3 separate regions of the Homo sapiens genome follow, and regions 1 and 2 are each linked to region 3. Evidence: chromatin contacts called from ENCODE Hi-C data. All regions are on one chromosome and are shown on one strand. Each heading gives the region's core, a stretch centred on a gene start or an enhancer-like site at or near the end of the contact. The rest is flanking DNA. Distances are from core to core; before and after follow the strand shown.

What was found. Hi-C counts contacts between places; a loop is a spot of excess contacts on that map. Pooled maps may share reads with other maps.
Region 1: a loop to region 3 is called in a map of gastrocnemius medialis, with 4 times the contacts of the local background. The contact joins the promoter of TMUB1 here to the promoter of LINC01003 in region 3. A Hi-C loop is called at or near these places in 2 of 168 maps with a recorded cell type or tissue (gastrocnemius medialis and naive thymus-derived CD4-positive, alpha-beta T cell), 1 of 37 single-sample maps with no recorded cell type and 14 of 50 pooled maps.
Region 2: a loop to region 3 is called in a pooled map, with 3 times the contacts of the local background. The contact joins the promoter of SMARCD3 here to the promoter of LINC01003 in region 3. A Hi-C loop is called at or near these places in 5 of 50 pooled maps.

What each region holds. Positions count from the first base shown.
Region 1 is chr7:151,082,121-151,084,820 of GRCh38, reverse strand. TMUB1 (transmembrane and ubiquitin like domain containing 1) reads left to right here and starts at 1,328. Exons shown (of 3, transcript NM_001136044.2): 1 at 1,328-1,387; 2 at 2,228-2,646. The coding sequence starts at 2,258. RefSeq lists a silencer at 1,175-1,564.
Region 2 is chr7:151,246,909-151,249,981 of GRCh38, reverse strand. SMARCD3 (SWI/SNF related BAF chromatin remodeling complex subunit D3) reads left to right here and starts at 1,288. Exons shown (of 13, transcript NM_001003801.2): 1 at 1,288-1,497. The coding sequence starts at 1,420. RefSeq lists silencers at 628-717, 2,765-3,059 and an enhancer at 3,047-3,073.
Region 3 is chr7:152,462,522-152,465,373 of GRCh38, reverse strand. LINC01003 (long intergenic non-protein coding RNA 1003) reads right to left here and starts at 1,250. Exons shown (of 1, transcript NR_027387.1): 1 at 1-1,250. RefSeq lists enhancers at 325-824, 825-1,326 and a silencer at 599-1,618.

The sequences.
Region 1 (2,700 bases), core at 79-2,578, 1.4 Mb after region 3:
CACTCTGTCACCCAGGCTGGAGTGCAGTGACTCGATCTCAGCTCACTGCAACCTCCACCTCCCGCATTCAAATGATTCTCCTGCCTCAGCCTCCCGAGTAGCTGGGATTACAGGCGCCCGCCACCACGCCCAGCTAATTTTTGTATTTTTTTTTGTAGAGACAGGGTTTTACCATGTTGGCCAGGCTGGTCTCGAACTCAGTGATCCGCCTGCCTTGGCTCCCAAAGTGCCAGGATTACAGGCGTGAGCCACTGCGCCTGGCCATAGTACATCTTTTAAAAAATATGTTAGTAGAATAAATGAATGAACAGGAGGGATGGAACTAGAGGTAGGTTAGTTCTGTATGGTATCAATCTAGACTGACATTCCTAAGGCAATATTTGGGCCACTTGCTCCCACAGTAGGCAAGAACCATGGGAAGACTAGGATAGATTATTTTAAATCAAGACTGGCCTGTAAAAACCAGGATGTGAGATCTCTGTGGCTACAGGAGCCCAGAGGGAAAAATCCAGATATCCACAGGCCTGGGATTCAATGCCATCCACACAGTAACACACCAAAGACCCGACTCCTGAGACCAGGTTTGGGTGGAGGTGAGCGAATAGCTACTGTGTGACATGTACCTTAGTTTTTACACTTTTTAATAAAACATCTAATTTCTTCCTTATGATTGACTTACGAGGTGTGTTTTAGAGAGGAAGAAATTAATGTTCAGAGAGATTCAATAACCCACCCAAGGTCATATAGCTGAGAAGCACAAGATAAGGGATCAGGATTTCTGCCAGGTTCCAAGGTCTATGCTTCTTCCACAGCCCTGAAGGGGCTGTGGAGTCCCGAAGGTGGAGGAGGGGACCAAGGAAAGGGGCAGCCCTGAGGATGGGTATCCCTAGCCAGCCTGGTGGGGCAGCCCATGGATATTGGGCTCTGGGCTGAAGAATTAATTTTGGTGGCCAAAGTGCCTTCTGGCGTCCACTCTGACATAACAGTAGGGGCCACCTGAGTTCCTCAGAGCCTTCCACACTGCATCACGAACACGGGTACTCTGACGTGCTCCAGCTGACGTCGGTGTCTGGTGTGATAGATGCCCTGGCTGTTGGCAGGGGAGGGGGCGGACGCTGCTGCCGCCCAAACCTCTAGGGGGTAGCACAACCCCCAAAACCGCCCCCGCCAGCCCCTTCGCGATCTGCAGGCGCAGAGAACCGCGGGTGGAGCCCCACACGTGGGTCCGCAGGGCGGAGGGCGGGGACAGCGCGGCGCCGGACTACAAGTTCCACAATGCCCCGGGCCGCGGCGGCGGGGAAGGAGGGGTGCTTCAGGTGCCTGCGACCTCCGCGCCTCCCGCCCGGAAGTGCCCGAGGGGCCGCGATGGAGCTGGGGGAGCCGGGCGGTGAGTCCCCGCGCCGTGACCGCGCCCACCCCGCCGCCCAGGGCCCCGGTCGGGCCGGGATCGCCGTGCCCTCCTGCGGCTTCGGGGGGCGGGAAGGTGGGAGGGGTGATGAGAGGTGGGGGTGGGGAACGTGAAGTCTCGGATTCCGGGCGGGATCTGGGGTCAGGCAGCCCGGGGGGCTTGGAGAGACTTCCAGAGGAGGCGCGGAGTTAGTCCTCCGCGGAGTGGGGTTGAGGGGACCTGGAGGGGGCCGAGCTGGGTGGGTGGTGACGCTCGGTGGCTCCAGATTGCCCAGGGGCGGAGTTTGACGTTTGCTGTGGGGGAAGCCTGGGAAGCAGTCCTGTGCCGCGGGTGGGGTTTAGGTGAACCGTAACGCGGGGGGCGGGGGTGGGGGCACAGAGGCTCTACCCCCACCTCTTAGAAACTTTAGCAGCGGAGTAGATGAGCCTGGGGTGAAGTCGGTGAAGGAGTAGACACACTGGGGTGAAGTGGGCAGGAGAATAGATACGCTTGGGGGTGAAGTTTGGTTGGGGTGAAGTTTAGGAGAGGCGTTGCTTAGGCCCTTACCTTGGGATAGGGTTTGGGTGAGTTGGGAGCTGGTTGAAGACCTCGAGCTCAGATGACAGAAAGTTAGGACTTGGGATTCGGCGATGGGAAGGGGCACCCGGAGGCAAGTTTGGGGCGACTGGGAGGCAGAGAAGCCGGTACCCTGGGGTGGGTGAGGGGACGGAGGCTGAGGACGGTGGGAGCGTCGCGGTGGGGTGAGGGCAGGACCCTGTGGAGGTTCCAGGGCTCCTGGCCAGGGGGCCCGGGCCTCACGGGCTCTTTGTGCCTCTCCAGCTCGGTAGCGCGGCGGGCAAGGCAGGCGCCATGACCCTGATTGAAGGGGTGGGTGATGAGGTGACCGTCCTTTTCTCGGTGCTTGCCTGCCTTCTGGTGCTGGCCCTTGCCTGGGTCTCAACGCACACCGCTGAGGGCGGGGACCCACTGCCCCAGCCGTCAGGGACCCCAACGCCATCCCAGCCCAGCGCAGCCATGGCAGCTACCGACAGCATGAGAGGGGAGGCCCCAGGGGCAGAGACCCCCAGCCTGAGACACAGAGGTCAAGCTGCACAGCCAGAGCCCAGCACGGGGTTCACAGCAACACCGCCAGCCCCGGACTCCCCGCAGGAGCCCCTCGTGCTACGGCTGAAATTCCTCAATGATTCAGAGCAGGTGGCCAGGGCCTGGCCCCACGACACCATTGGCTCCTTGAAAAGGTAAGTAGGTCAAGAGGCAGGAGCAATGCTAAAGACAGGGGTTGGGAGAGTGGT
Region 2 (3,073 bases), core at 39-2,538, 1.2 Mb after region 3:
CCCCAAACTTGACCCAAGGGCCTTGTTCCAAAGCCCACGGCTCCTCCCCAAGAAGGAGAAAAAAGGGGCGTGGCCTTTGGGGACCTGGGTAGGCCCAGGACTCCCTGCCTGGGTATGTCAGGATTTGCCCCTCCTCCTTCCGGTCCCTCCTCCACTCCAGGGACTGCCAACTCCTTCCACACGCCCCTTCTGGGGCTCCCTTGCCACCCCACGCCACACCCCAGCCTCAAGACCCCTCTCTTTGGGGTCTTGAGGCCGGCCCAATATACCCACTATACCCAGCCCAGCTGCCCCAACTCCTCTGGGTCCCCTAACCCCACTCCACCCCCACCCCAAGGAAACCAAGCCCAGCTTGCCTCGTTCTCTCCACGCACCCACCCGAGCACCCCCCTGGCGCTGCGCCATTCCCCACATTCATTCTCTTCCTGTTCTCATGAGCACAATCCCTGTCCCTCTTTCTGAAATACTTCCCCTATTGCCCTCACTTTCTCACAGAGCGGCAAACAAAGACTCACATACCCAGAAATAGCCTCTCACAGAGCTGAAAGGCACAGGCCATGTCCTGCCACACACGCAGGCGCGCGCGCACGGAGGCTGTCGTGGAGGGAGGCACACATACAGGGCGTCTGTCTGCACGCACATAAGCTGCCACGCCACAAAAGGGCGCGGACACACACGGCGTGTGAGACAAGGGCACACACAGCAGTGGACGCAGGGCCACGCCGCCGCCCGGGCACACCCACCGCCGCCGGCCCCGGGCAGGCGCGAGGCCTCGCGGGCCGGGCTCCCCCGGTTCCTGCCAGCGAATGTTTCCCTGCTCGGCCTGCCAGGTCTCTGGGGAAAGGGCCTCAGAAATGCAGCAGGAGCCGCTGGGGGAAAAGTTGGAACTGACTGTTCCCTGCCTGGCGCGGCCGGCGAATTCCCTGACGGAGAAACTATTTGTGGCGAGAGCCGGTGGCCGGCGACCCCCCGCCGCCTCCCCTGGCGTCCCCTCCCCGCGCCGCCTCCCGCGGGCCTCGGCGGCTTCGGGCTGCAGCACTGCTGCCCAGCGCCCGCGGCCGGGCTGGTCGGCGCGCCTCGCCGCTTATCTGCGCTGTTTGGACAGCGGGCTTGGAAAGGCAGGCGGCCCCGTCCCCGCCGAGTCAACAGGCAGACCCCGGGCCGCCGGACTATTTCTGTCTTATCAGTGCAGGAATGCGGCAGCCGCGGCGGCGGCGGCGGCGGCGGGCGGGCGGCGGCGGCGTGGGCCGTGGGCCGTCAGGGCAGCCCTGAAGGGGCCCCCTCCCCACTCCGCTCGAGTAGAAGTGTGAGAGAGCCCAGCAGGACTCAGAGGGGAGAGTTGGAGGAAAAAAAAAGGCAGAAAAGGGAAAGAAAGAGGAAGAGAGAGAGAGAGTGAGAGGAGCCGCTGAGCCCACCCCGATGGCCGCGGACGAAGTTGCCGGAGGGGCGCGCAAAGCCACGAAAAGCAAACTTTTTGAGTTTCTGGTCCATGGGGTGGTGAGTGGGGGAAAGTTAGCGGGGGAGGGCAAGCGAGCTGGCTCGGGCTGAATGGAGGGCTGATCGGGAGGGGCCGGGAGGGCGCTCCCGCTCTCCCACCCCTCTAGTGGGGGGCGTCATGGCCCACGGCCCGGCCGCGGGACTGTGCTGGCGCCCTGGCACCCGAACACGTCGCCAGGCGGCCGGCCGGGTCTGACGCGAGGCGGGGAAGGGAGGCGTTTGCATGGCTCTTGTCAGGGGCGGGGGTGGGACTTGGGGACTCTACCCCCCAAGTAGGGGGTCCTCGCTGTAGCCGACAGGTTGACTTTCGTTCTTTTCCTTGTGGGCCCAGGTGTTGCCCCTGCCCTGGGGGTGGGGGTGGGGGATGGGGACATGGCAGAGGCTGGGCTGGGCTGTCTGTTCATCCGTTGGGACAGTGTCACTGCTTGTGTCTCCGGAGCAAGGAGCAGGTGACCCTGGAGGCACTGTAGCGGGAAGCTCGCAGGCTGAGCCACCTCTGCATCCCAGCGGGAGGGCTCTGGAGCTTCTGCCTTAGGGTGGGGGAGAGGACCGCTCTAGGGACTTAGCCCAAGTTAGGGGCTCTGAGGGTCTCCTTGGCGGACTCAGCCACCAGAAGCTGATGTCCTTAACTCCTCGAACATGTGAAGGAAGGGGCTGGAGTTGGGGACATGAGGCCTAGAGACCGAAGGGACAGGGGAGCACTGTCCTGCCACAGGCAGGCTGTGAAGGCACGTGGGAGCCCGGGAGGCTGGAGCTGAGTCAGTAGGGCCCGGCTGGGAGGGGTATGGAGGGGTGGGGAATGGGAGAAGCAGGGGCTGCGACTCTTGGGATGGGTGAGGGAGTGGAGGCCCTGTGTAGAGGAAGCTGTCGGGTTTACTATGGCCAAATTTGGTTGTGACCCCAAGGAAGACACCCTCTCAGTAAGGCCAGAGTCCCTAGGATTTTGGCCTTTCATGGGGATGGGGCTGGTGGCGGGCACAGCTCTCTGGGGGCTCTGAAAGCCTCCCTCTCAGGGCCTCTTCAGCAGATGGGCCAGTATCCCTGGCCTTGATAACTGGGGAGAGCAGCTGACAGGAAGAGGGGGACTCCCTGGAGTGGCCTGTCCTCCAGCCCCAGGGACCCCTGGGGGTAACTTCCCAAGGTGTCCATGTCAGCTAGCTGAGTTACCAGTCCTAACCTGGCTGCTGGTGGGAGCCCCTTTAAAAAGGCCCATCTAGTGGGGAGAGGCTGTACACGTGGACTGTTTTTTTAATCTGGTCAACTTACAGCTTCAGTTCTTGAGTGGCTGTGAGCCCCAGTGCCCCACCTAGCTGGTGGCCAGGCCTGGGCTCCATTCTGGGCTGCTACCCTGGAGGCCTGAGTGACAGGGTCAGGTGGGGTGAGGGAAGCAGACACATGGACAGGCAGGTTTCACTGCAGGAGAGATAGGCAGAGACAGCTGCTGACCGAGGGTGGGAGGACATTAGGGTTAGACACAGAGCCTGGAGGACCAGGAGGGAGAGGTAGCAGTTGGAAGGAAAACAGCAAGCCCAAGGGGGCCCCTCCTCATGCCTGGGGGTGAGGTGGGTGGTGTGTC
Region 3 (2,852 bases), core at 1-2,500:
ATGTCTGAAAATGAAGTATTTTTATCTGTTCCGAAACGCCATAATATTGCAAAGAAGCATTTCAAATTATTGTTGTGTGAAATGTTCAAATTTAGCATTCAAATTTAGCGTTTTCCCACATTTTACCCTTCAATTTACACAATTTGGAAGAAGAGTAGATGAGTTGGTCATTGTTACTTAAAACAATGCGTCACCTTGTTAGGGAAAGAAATTAACATAATGGTCAAGGAGTGATAATTAAACAGAACATGACATTTGCTGTCCATTCAATGTTAAAGTTCTAAGCAAATTAGCATGGAGAAAAGGGATGGGTAGAAATAATAACAGAGCACTAGTTGATTAGTCCGCCTCCACATCCACGCTGCAGGCGTTGGACAGATCCGGCTTTACTGAGTCCACCATGCAGGGAAATGGACGCGCGGGCTAAGCGGAATCCCAGGGGCGCGATCGCACCGGCTGGCGTTCCAGCAAACCCTGCATCCCAGGCCCTGGATTCAGGCTGCCTTCTGAGTCTTTGACTTATTTTCCTTTGCCTGGAAACAGAACGCCGCGGTCCGTACCGGAGAGGGAGAAAGTGCAGGACGACCCGCCGGGAAGACCCGAGCGCGTGCGCCTTCCCCGCGGCTCCACGGGCACAAAACGGTGGCTCCGGAGCTCCTAGACCCAGGCAGCCCCAGCTGCGCGCGCGCCTCCCCCCGAGCGCGGCCGGGCTCCCGCGGGAAACAAGCGACCGCGGCACGCGTGGGCGCGGCGGGTGGGTGCCGGCGCCAGGTTCCTCCCGGCTCCCCACTGCGGATCCTCGCGGCTCCTCCCGGCTCCGCCCAGCGGCTCACCCCGCGGACGGGGATCCCTCCGCCCACCGCCGGCCCTTCCGCGCCAAGTAGTGCGACCCCGGCCCCCGCAGCTTCCGCCAACCCAGGCTCGCGAGGACGAGTCCACGGTCGCGGGCGAGAAGGAGCGACGCAGAGACGGCCGGGGGCGCGGGGCAGTCCCGAGGTTTTCCCCGCGAGGCCGCGGGGGGTCTCCCAGTGGCCAGGGAGAGAGCGCGCCCAGGTCCGCGGAACCACGGCTCCTGCCGCGGCGAGCGGGCCGGGAGTCTACGGTCGGGGCAGAGCCGCCCGGGAAGCCGCGCGAGGACGGCGGCCGGCGGCCGGCGGCGGAGGCAGGTGTCCCGAGGCCTGCCCCACCCCCACTACCGCGGGCAGGAAGAGGAAGGAGCCGCGGCCGTGCCTGGCGGGCGGGGGTGCCCGACCCGCGGAGCGCGTGACCTAGTTCGTCCCAAAGTGGATTTGACAGGTTGTCAGCTCCACTCCCCGCCCCCACCGCCTTCCGGGTCTCCCTCCTCTCGGGGGGAGGCCCACCGCCCGCGGTCCTCGGCTCGGCCTCCCATTGGCTCTCTCGCCGCCTGGCGCCCCGCCCTCTCGGTATCACCCTTCCATTGGCTTGGGACCCCGCCCCTGCCCCTAACTCACCCTCCCACTGGCTTCGTGCCGCCTGGCACCCCGCCTCAGCCCAGAGGACCCGGCCCGCCCTCCCATTGGCCTCGCACCGCCTAATTCCCCGCCCTCGCCCCGGCCCGCCCTCCCATTGGCGTCGTTTCGCCTAGTGCCCCGCCCTCGCCCCGGCCCGCCCTCCCATTGGCCTCGAGCCGCCTGGCGCCCCGCCCCTTCCGCGGGCCCCGCTCCCAGCGCAGCCCGGCTCTCTGCTTGTCTGCGGGTTCCTGCGGGCGTTCCTCAGTGTCTGCCTTCTTCCTTCCCTCTTGAGTGTTGCTCCTCTTCCTCTCCTTTTTTCCATGTCTCTCCTTTTTCTGATCTCCTCCCGTTTCGGCAGCCCGAGCGCTCTTGCCCGGTTGCACCCCGCAGCCTGAGCTGGGCTCCCGGTGCCGGCTGCCTGAGCTCCAGGACCTGCCCTGGGGCCCCCTACAACCTTCCCGCCGCTCCCGGAACCTGACCCCTCTGTGCTTCACTTCTCGGTTTTCTTCCCTGAAATAAGCAGCAGCGAATCCCTTCTCCAGGTTTTCTCATGTGTTCAGTCTGCAAGGCTTCTCCCTTTCTCCACCCTGCGCCTCGGTTTCTCCCCCGCTTCCCCGCCCTCCCTAAACTCAGCCAAGTGGAACAGATCTCCCAGCAAAACAAGGCAGAGGGCGAGGATAAAAATGATAAATGTCAATATCAACATTTTTATTGCTTTAGGTTTTTAAAACAGAAAATTAGCAGGAACGCCCAGATCGACCCAGACCTAGGATCAAGATGGAGTTTCTTAAAGTACCAAGTGAGACTGCAGTGACAAAGTCGATTATCCCAGCAATATAATCAGCTTTGCCTGGGGAATTTACTTTTACTTTGTTTTTATTTGTTTGTTTGCTTTGAGATGGAGTCTCGCTCTGTCGCCCAGGCTAGAGTGCAGTGGCGCGATCTCAGCTCACTGCAACCTCCGTCTCCTGGGTTCAAGCAATTCTCCTGCCTCAGCCTCCCAAATAGCTGGGAGTACAGGCGCCCACCACCATGCCCAGCTAATTTTTGCATTTTTAGTAGAGACGGGGTTTCTCCATGTTGGTCAGGCTGGTCTCGAATTCCTGACCTCAGGTGATCCGCCCGCTTCGACCTCCCAAAGTGCTGGGATTACAGGCGTGAGCCACTGCGCCCGGCCTACTTTTAGTTTATGCAGTATTCTGGCGATTTAAAGTTTGTATTTTTTTTTTAATTTTCTGAGCTCGTTTTGTAAATGGCTGCTCTTGAACGTAAGGATAAATTGACTGATGAGGCTGAGGTTTGGAGCCAATCCCCGCACAAGGCATTTGGCATCAAACACGAGAAACCCTTGGCTATTCAAATGAGGAAACTCAAGTAACT